Linked DNA regions of Homo sapiens: region 2 is linked to region 1. A link is an interaction called in ENCODE POLR2A ChIA-PET data of the cell type or tissue named here. Cell type or tissue: OCI-LY7. All regions are shown on one strand. Region 1 has its middle 23 kb from the start of UBE2G1. Region 2 overlaps ANKFY1 (ankyrin repeat and FYVE domain containing 1).

Region 1 (5,000 bases):
TTCTTTGTGCCTTGCTGTAATCTTTCTCTCTTTCCTTTCACTCCAGCCACTTTCTGATCCCCGTTCTGTCACTTTCTAGAATTTTTTGTAAATGAAAGCAAACATATGTACTCTCTTTGGTCTTCTTTCACTCAGCATAATTATTGTACTTATTTATTTATTTTTATTTCATTTATTTATTTTTTTTTGAGATGGAGTCTCGCTCTGTCGCCAGGCTGGAGTGCAGTGGTGCAATCTTGGCTCACTGCAACCTCTGCCTCCCGGGTTCAAGCGATTCTCCTGCCTCAGCCTCCCGAGTAGCTGGGACTACAGGCACCCGCCATCACACCCGGCTAATTTTTGTATTTTTAGTAGAGATGGGGGTTTCACTATGTTGGCCAGGCTGGTCTCAAACTCCTGACCTCATGATCCACCCACCTTGGCCTCCCAAAGTGCTGGGATTACAGGCGTGAGCCATTGTGCCTGGCCATTTATTTATTTTTAATTAATTAATTTATTATTATTATTATTATTGAGACAGAGTCTTGCTGTCTCCCAGGCTGGAGTATAGTGGTAAAATCATGGCTCACTGCAGCCTCACATTCCTGGGTTCAAGCAATCCTCCTGCTTTAGCCTCCCAGGTAGCTGGGACTACCAGCACATACCACCACTCCTGGCTAATTTTGAAATGTTTTGTAGAGACAGGGGTCTGACTACGTTGCCCAAGCTGGCATAATTATTTTAAGATTCATTCCAGTTGTTGCAACACACTGGGTTTGCCCTTTTGCCCTTTATCTTTTTTTTTTTTTTTTTTTTTGAGACAGAGTCTCTCTGTTGCCCAGGCTGGAGCACAATGGCACGATCTTAGCTCACTGCAACCTCCGCCTCCTGGGTTCAAGCAATTCTCCTGCCTCAGCCTCCACAGTAGCTGGGATTACAGGTGCCCACCACTATGCCCGGCTAATTTTTGTATTTTTAGTAGAGACAGGGTTTCACCGTGTCGGCCAGGCTGGTCTCGAACTCCTGACCTTAAGGGATCCGCCTGCCTCAGTCTCCCAAAGTGCAGAGATTACAGGTGTGAGCCACCGTGCCGGGCCGCAGCTGCTTCTTAAAGCCTGTCACTAGAGGCTGGGCGCAGTGGCTCATGTCTGCAATCCCAGTACTTTGGGAGGCTGAGGCGGGCGGATCACAAGGTCAGGAGATTGAGACCATCCTGGCTAACACAGTGAAACCCCGTCTCTACTAAAAATACAAAAACAAAATTAGCTGGGCATGGTGGCGCATGCCTGTAATCCCAGCTACTCAGGAGGCTGAGGCAGGAGAATTGCTTGAACCTGGAGGTGGAGGTTGCAGTGAGCTGAGATCACGCCACTGCACTCCAGCCTGGCGAAAGAGTGAGACTCTATCTGAAAAAAAAAAAAGCCTGTCACTGACGAGCTGCATTGGAACCACCTGGAGACACCTGTTAATACGTAGCTGTCTGGGCCCAAGCCCCTCTTCTTGCAGATGAGGCCCCAAGAAGGGGAGTGACTTCTTCAGGGAGCCAGGGCTAATTTAGGACAGGAACTCAAGTCCTGATTCCAAACTTAGGACGAAAAGAAGGGGGAATGAGGAGCAGGAAATGTGTCCAGTTTTGACTCCTCTGATTCCCGTGTATTTTTCCTTTGGCTTCTAATATTAAGAGAAAGGCCCAGTACTATATTAAGAGGAAGACCCAGTACTTTGGAACAAGGTGGCTTCCTGCTGAGGCTGGGTCTTGTGTGTACTCTGAGGCCTCAGATTGCTGTGGCCGGGCATCTCGGGTCTCCCAGCCACCTGCATAGACCTGGCTCAGGAAAGGAGCTGGGTAGGATCCCAGCTTTAGCATGAGGCAAGAGCTACCTCCTTTGAATGGGCAAAAGAAGGCGGGGAGGAGAGTCCAGGCAGACAGGTAAACTATGCAGAGCCTGATAGAGTAAGGAGGAAGCCAGGGATAGGCCAGGCTTCAGCTCCGCCCCTGGGCCAGACTAGGGCCTCAGTGGGCAGAGGCAGGAGAAGCTGCCAAGGCCTGGGGAGCCGACCCTCCACAGAAGCTAGCAGGGCCCCGTCAGGATCCACCAGCCCAGGCAGATGCAGCTTTGCCTATGGGCTCCTGCTCGGTGCCAGAGAAATGACCCTGTCCCTCGGGTGATGGGCACTGCATCCTGGTTTCAACAATGTCATTTTATATTATCCCCCCTGCATGCCATCAAATATTTTCTTTTTTTTTTTTTTAGATGGAATCTTGCTCTGTTGCCAGGCTGGAGTGCCGTGGCTCAATCTCTGCTCACTGCAACCTCTGCCTCCCGGGTTCAACAATTCTGCCTCAGCCTCCCAAGTAGCTGGGATTACAGGCGCACACTGCCACGCCCAGCTAGTTTTTTTTATTTTAGTGGAAACGGGGTTTCACCGTGTTGCCCAGCCTGGTCTGAACTCCTGAGCTCAGGCAATCTGCCTGCCTCGGCCTCCCAAAGTGCTAGGATTACAGGTGTGAGCCACCGCACCCGGCTTTTTTTTTTTTTTTTTTTTGCAGGTGGAGTCTGGATGTGTCGCCTAGGCTAGAGTGCAGTGGCGCAATCTCGGCTCACTGCAACCTCCACCTCCTGAGTTCAAGTGATTCTCCTGCCTCAGCCTCTTGAGTGGCACTGGGATTACAAGCGTGCCACCATACCCGAATAATTTTTGTATTTTTAGTAGAGACGGGGTTTCACCATGTTGGCCAGGCTGGTCTCAAACTCCTGACCTCAGGTGATCTGCCCGCCTCAGCCTCCCAAAGTGCTGGGATTACAGGTGTGAGCCACTGCGCCCAGCCAAATGTTATCTTATGGTCACTGCACCAGTATTCATTTGGCTGATTAGAAGTAAGATTTAGGAAGAGTGTAGGAATAGTCTCCTGATCCAAAACTCCCATTGTCTAAACGAGAAACTGAGGTCCAGGGAGAGGGAGGACCTGGCCCAGGGCCATGCAGCTATTTAATATGTTTATCATCTTCTCTAGTGGAACACTGCGGGAGAAAAGTTGCTTGCTTTTGAAATTATTTACATATGCATATATACTTTTTACATATAAAATATGAAATACATATTTCATGTATACATATGAAATATATGCATAAAAGTCAAAAGGCACCAAAAATTCAGTCTCCCTCCCACTGCTATCCCTGGTCTCACAGTGCTTCACCCTAGGACACCCACTGTTGTTACCTCTTTCTTATTTATCTTTCTAGAGACATTTAATACATATGTAACATTTACGTGTGTGTGTGTGTGTGTGTGTATATATATAAAATTTTTTTTTTTTTTTGAGACAGAGTCTCGCTCTGTCACTAGGCTGGAGTGCAGTGGCTCGATCTCGGCTCACTGCAACCTCTGCCTCCTGGGTTCAGGTGATTCTCCTGCCTCAGCCTCCCGAGTAGCTGGGACTACAGGCGCCCGTCACCATGCCCAGCTAATTTTTGTATTTTTAGTAGAGACAGGGTTTCACCATGTTGGCCAGGATGGTCTCCATCTCTTGATCTCGTGATCCACCCGCCTCAGCCTCCCAAAGTGCTAGATTTACAGGCATAAGCCACCACGCCCAGCCTATAAATTTTTTTTTTTTTTTGAGACAGAATCTTGCTCTATTACCCAGGTTGGAGTCTTGGCTCACTGCAACCTCCACCTCCTGAGCTCAAGCGATGCTCCACCTCAGCCTCCCAAGTGGCTGGGACTACAGGTGCACACCATCACACCTGGCTAATTTTTTTTTTTTTTTTTTTTTCAGAGACAGGGTTTCACCATGTTGCCCAGGCTGGTCTCAAACTCCTAAGCCCAAGCAATCCACCCACTTTTGCCTCCCAAAGCGGTGGGATTACAGGTGTGAGCCACCGTGCCCAGTCACATGCTTTTTCTGTTTGTTTGTTTGTTTGTTTGTTTAAGACGGAGTCTTACTCTGTTGCCCAAGCTGGAGTGCAGAAGCATGATGGCTCACTGCAACCTCCGCCTCCTGGGTACAAGTGATTCTTCTGCCTCAGCCTCCTGAGTAGCTGAGACTGCAGTTGCATGCCACAATGCCCGGTTAATATTTTTGTATTTTTAGTACAGACGAGGTTTCACCATATTGGCCAGGCTGGTCTCGAACTCCTGACCTCATGATCTGCTGGGACTACAGGCATGAACCACCATGCCTGGCCCCCTACGTGTTTTTAAATCACCAAATTTACATGCTATATTTACTGTTTGGCACTTTACTTTTGCATATATCTTAACTAAGATGACTTAATTTTAGTACCTAGTTGCCTCATTCTTTGTATTAGTACATAATATTTAATTGGATGGTTGTAGCATAATTTATTTAACCAGCTGCCATGTAGTTCCAAACTTTAGCTATGAAAACAATGCTGCAGGAGAATGGCATGAACCCGGGAGGCGGAGCTTGCAGTGAGCAGAGATCGCGCCACTGCACTCCAGCCTGGGTGACACAGCAAGACTCTGTCTCAAAAAAATACAATGCTGCAGCCGGGAGCGGTGGCTCACGCCTGTAATCCCAGCACTTAGGGAGGCTGAGGTGGACAGATCACCTGAGGTCAGGAGTTCGAGACCAGCCTGACCAACATGGAGAAACCCTGTCTCTACTAAAAATACAGAAAAATATTAGCCAGGCGTGGTGGTGCATGCCTGTAATCCCAGCTACTTGGGAGGCTGAGGCAGGAGAATCGCTTGAACCCGGGAGGCAGGGGTTGCAGTGAGCTGAGATCGCGCCATTGCACTCCAGCCTGGGCAACAAAAGTGAAACTCCGTCTCAAAAAGAGAGAAAAAAAAGAAAGAAAACAATGCTGCAATGACTGTCCTGGTGCATATTATATATATCTTGGGTTACCTGTGTACCTGTAGTGTAAATTTCTGAAAGTGGGATTACTGGAACAAAGAGTTTGTGTATTTCATTTTTTGATAGATATTACCAGTTTGCCCCATAAAGGGGTTGTACCAGTTAACTTTCCCACCAACAAACAAGGTGTGGCAGT
Region 2 (5,000 bases), 160 kb before region 1:
ATTCTTGTTTTTCATAACCTTGACATGTTTGAGAAACACTCTGGCTGATTATTTTGAGAAATGTCCCTCAATTTGGGTCTGATGTTTTCTCATGAGTAGATTGAGGTTATGCATTAATGGCAAAAATCCTATACAAGAGCCAGGCAGAGTGGCTCATGCCTGAAATTCCAACACTTTGGGTAGCCAAGGCAGGAGGATCATCTGAGCCCAGGAGTTTGAGACCAGCCTTGGCAACACAGCAAGAGCCCATCTCTATTAAACAATTAGCCAGGGATGGTGGTGAACACCTGTACTCCCAGCTACTTGAGAGGCTGAGGTGGGAGGATCTCTTGAGCCCAGGAGTTCAAGGCTTCAGTGAGCCGCGATAGTGTCACTGCATTCCAGCCTGGGCGACACAGTGAGACCCTATCTCAAAAACAAAAAAAGAATCCTACAGAAGTGATTGTGCCTTCATCAGTGGATCATATCAGGTACAAACATTTCACTTTTTTGAACAAGGTATGATTCATATATCCAAACACCTTTAAAGTGTATATAATGCCTGTTGTATTTCATCAACATATGCTAAAATTCTCATAATCAAGGCTGTGTGCAGTGCCTCACACCTGTAATCCCAACAGGCCTTTGGGAGACCAAGGCAGGAGGATTCCTTGAGTCCAGGAGTTCAAGACCAGCCTGGGCAACATGGCAAAATCTCATGTCTATAAAAAATGAGACAGGCATGGTAGCACACACCTGTGGTCCCAGATACTCAGGAGGCTGAGGTGGGAGGATCACCTGAGGCCAGGAGGTCAAGGCTGCAGTGAGCCGTGATTGCACCATGGCACTCTAGCCTGGGTGACAGAGTGAAATCCTGTTTAAAAAAAAAAAAAAAAGAAAGAAAGAAATATCAATTAGACAAGAACATCAAAAAGAAAAATGTGGAGTTTTTCTTACATTCTAAGATGTAAGTTTATGCAAGCAAGAATTTAATTTTGTACACTTTGTATCCCTAACACCTTGAAAAGCGCTTACCACTCAATGTTTTTTATATGAATGGATTAATGTTGAAAAAACAAAACACCAATAAATTCATTAAATGATTTTATCAAGCCTGTTGGTGTGGAAAACATTTGAGCCTTTAAAATACAGCTTTTATGCTATTTATACACCTGTTTACAAGAACCTATTTCCAATCTTCCTCAAATTGCTGCCATGAAGTGTCAGTGCTTCCAGGTATCACATAACACACAGGCTTCCCAGGCAGTCTCAGCAACTGCAAGCCCAGGTTTAGGCAATGAGCAGGACTGCTGGGCAAAGCACACAATTCAACAGGAACAGGCCCACACATGCCACTACCACCTTGGACCTCTCCCCCATAACACATTTCAAAGATACATTTCATTAAAATGTCATAAAAAGTAAAAATGCCACATGTTCTCCTATCTGCTATCTTCACAGGTGCTTGATCTGTGAAAGCCACAAAAACCATTTACTTTGAAGCGGATCACTCCTGAAAGCAAACCTTATAGTAGAATCAAAACACGCTTATTATTTACAACTGGAGGAGAGTCTAGAGACATTTAAAGACATTAATATTCTATTTTCCTGAACTCGAGAAAACTTCCTGACTCACAGTGATGCAATCTTGTGGCCAGACAGCACTGAATTAAGGCCAGACAGCACTGAATTAAAGCTCTAAACGTTTGGATGTACTAAAAAATTTCAGTGTAAAGCAAAATTTTTTAATTCAATGTTAAAATTGGCTTTTTATTCCTTGATGTAATTTTCTGTGTTGTGTCGTTTTGTTTCAGAGAGCAGCGATGTTTCGTTTTTGCCACTCTCATTCATTTTGGTGGCAGTCGATATTTCACAATTAAAATAAAACTGAGGAACATTAACACTGTCTGAGTGACCTACGACAGTATCCCAGAAGTCAGATAATGAAGAAAAAAAAAAAAGTAGGAATATTTCACAGCTCAGCTGCCTAACTGCTTTCTAGAACTGTCATACCTATTTGTATCGTCACTGGCAAATGTACAAGAATACCACCTTCATGAGCCTCACAGCTACTAGGATCACCAATGTTTGATTATATAGATTTCAAAAGATGGTAGCTTATTCTTAACTTTTTTCTAACAAAGTCGAATATTTTCCATATATTTATTACCTTCTAGTCTTCATAAACATTCTGTTCATATAATCAAGATCCTATCACACATTTTGTGAAGAACACTACATGATCTTATAAGGTCTTCATAATTCTGTTATATATGAGGTCAAAGATACATGGTTTCAAAACACTATGCTTTAAAAAAAAAAAAAGCTATCCCTCGAGATTTCGATCACGTGGACTGGTACCCTCCCAGTAAAAAACTATTTCCCAGGCAAATGTTTTTAGTTACTGGCATGCAGGCATCTGCACATGTGTAGGTGTGTATGTGCATTTGTATCTACAACTTTTAGTTATGGACCTCAAGTTAAATCCTAGAAATTATCATAAAGAGACAGAGTTCGCTCACAGTTGGGAAACACTGATATATGTTCCCCTTAATCCATGAGATAAATGCCTACTTAGCCTTTACAACACTACTCAGGTATTAGCCACCTCTGAAACCTTCCTTTATCACCCCAACTTAGTCTGTTCTCAACCTTATATATAAGCTAACTACATTTCTGTATTTACAGCCCTGGTCTGAAATGATTTGTGAATGGCCTGTTTCCTCCAGCAGAGTACGGGCTCCGTATGGCAGGGACTGTGTTATAATCATCTCAGTGTTCCTGGCACTGCGCATGGAAAACAGTACCTTCTCAACTGACAAACCTTCTGAACAAAGATATAATTCACACAATCACTTCGGCAAGTCCAGTCATAAGCAGCATAACTATGTTTGGTCAACAACAGACTGCAGATACGATGATGGTCCCGTAAAATTATAATATTGTACTTTTACTGAACTTTTCTATGTTTAGATATACAGATACTTACCACTGTGTTACTGCTGCCTATGGCATTCAGCACAGTAACATGCTGTACATGCTGTACAGTTACACAGAACATGCTGTACAGGGTTGTAGCCTAGAAGCAACATACTATACCATATAGCCTAGGTGTGTAGTAGGCTATACCATGTAGATTTGTGTAACTATACTCTATGATGCTCCCACAACAAAACCACGTAATGACACATTCTCAGAACACATCCCTGTTATTCTCCTCACCATATAATTCTGATGAATATTAATACTAGAATTAAATTAAAATTTTGCTCTTTGCCCCTTTTTTTCCAATAGCAGTCAGGCAAGTACTAAATGAAAATGCAACCTTCAGGTCAACTTTTGAAAATGACTGTTTTCAAGTCTACTTGCCACCCTATTTGCTTCAATCCTACACAAAAAAATGTGACATAAAACAAGTAACATTAAATAGGCCAATGTAGCTATTAATTTTTTCTTTTTTTTTTTTTGAGACAGGGTCTTGTTCTGTTGCCCAGGCTGGAATGCAGTGAATGCAGTGGTGACATCATAGCTCACTGTGGCCTCAAACTCTTGGCTCAAGAAATCCATCCACCTCAGATTCCCAACAAGCTGGGACTACAAGCACATGCCATCCTGTCCAGCTAATTTTTTCTTTAATTTGCTGCAGAGACAGGGTCTTCCCAGGCTAGTCTTGAATTCCCTGGGCTCAAGTGATCCTCCCACCTTGGCCTCTCAAAGTGCTAGGATTACAGGCATGAGCCACCATACCCGGCCTTAAAATTCTTTTTTTAAAAACAAATTGTATTGTGTATATTTAAGCTATACGACACAATGCTGTGGGATACATATATAGTAAAATGAGCACTATGGTGAAGCAAATTAACATATCCACCATCTCACATAGTAACCCAAACCTATTAAAATTCTGAAGGCTAATGGTCATCTTTTGATGTTAAAGAAAGAATATTGTTATTCTTCAGAGTAACTATTCTGAGTTCAGTTCTGATAAACTAGAAAAAGTACTTTGGCCAGACACGGTGGCTCACACCTGTAATCCCAGCACTTTGGGAGGCTGAGGTGGGTGGACCACCTAAGGTCAGGAGATAAAGACCAGTCTGGCCAACATGGTAAAACCCTGTCTCTACTAAAAATACAAAAATTAGCTGGGTGTGGTGGTGGGTGCCTGTAATCCCAGCTACTCGGGAGGCTGAGGCACGAGAATCACTTGAACCTGGGAGGTGGAGGTTGCAGAGAGCCGAGATCACTATTGCACTCCAGCCTGGGTAACAGAGTGAGACTCTGTCTCAAAAAAAAAAAAAAAGAAAAAAAAAGTCCTTTGGCATCTAGCATGAAGTTTTAAGCAATTTGACAGCAGGACTTTTTATTAGACTTGAGGGAAAATTTTTTTCTGGACATGAATCCTTATTTACAGCATATTTTTTCATGAAATGAGTGTACGGAAAAACACTTACATTTTATAAATCATAAGGACATTGCAGATACTCAAATATTTACGATTTGTTAGCCAGGTATTACCTCCTAAATAGGTAGGTACACAAAGTACCTAAAAGTACAACCTGCTGATTCATTAATTATTTAACTAGTTCATGGTTGCCATCAATTGCTTAATTATTTTACTTTCATTAAATCACAAATATTTCAAAATGAGACACCACAACCTTCTGCCAAGAGCCCTTCCGCTAGCAGTTTTGTGTCCCTGATCACTCAAAGGCTCACCTGACAGGTCCAACTCTTTAGTGGAAGACAAGTTAGCCAGACTCCAGCTGTCACTGCGGGCTGCCAGGACAAACTTGTGAGCACTGATGTGCCTGTCCCCAACCTTTATCTTCAGATCGCTGATGAAGAAAAAGATCCACATATATTAGAAAAATGTCATCATAACTAGGTATAGCTAGGATTCACAGCTGATAAACACATGAGTATTCATCAACATACATCTGCAAAAGAAAAAATTACAGCGAAGAATTATTCCTATATGCTAGCACTGAATTCTGGTGAGTCATCTTTATAGTATGTTGCTA

The links. Peaks named below come from ENCODE experiments on the same cell type or tissue, not always from the same donor. Only the 100,000 strongest peaks of a DNase experiment are listed, where the experiment ranks them.
Region 2: POLR2A ChIA-PET joins it to region 1 with 6 read pairs; 6 of 35 experiments call an interaction of 5 or more read pairs at or near these places.

What each region holds. Positions count from the first base shown.
Region 1 is chr17:4,387,334-4,392,333 of GRCh38, forward strand. No RefSeq gene overlaps it. Among named protein-coding and RNA genes, the nearest start is that of UBE2G1, 23 kb to the left of the region's middle. In OCI-LY7, no CTCF peak of the experiment used is centred here; DNase peaks (open chromatin) are centred at 1,477 and 1,948; H3K27ac peaks cover 1,351 bases.
Region 2 is chr17:4,231,077-4,236,076 of GRCh38, forward strand. It overlaps ANKFY1 (ankyrin repeat and FYVE domain containing 1), which reads right to left. Exons shown (of 25, transcript NM_001330063.2): 3 at 4,696-4,814. Among named protein-coding and RNA genes, the nearest start is that of ANKFY1, 30 kb to the right of the region's middle. In OCI-LY7, no CTCF peak of the experiment used is centred here; no DNase peak of the experiment used is centred here.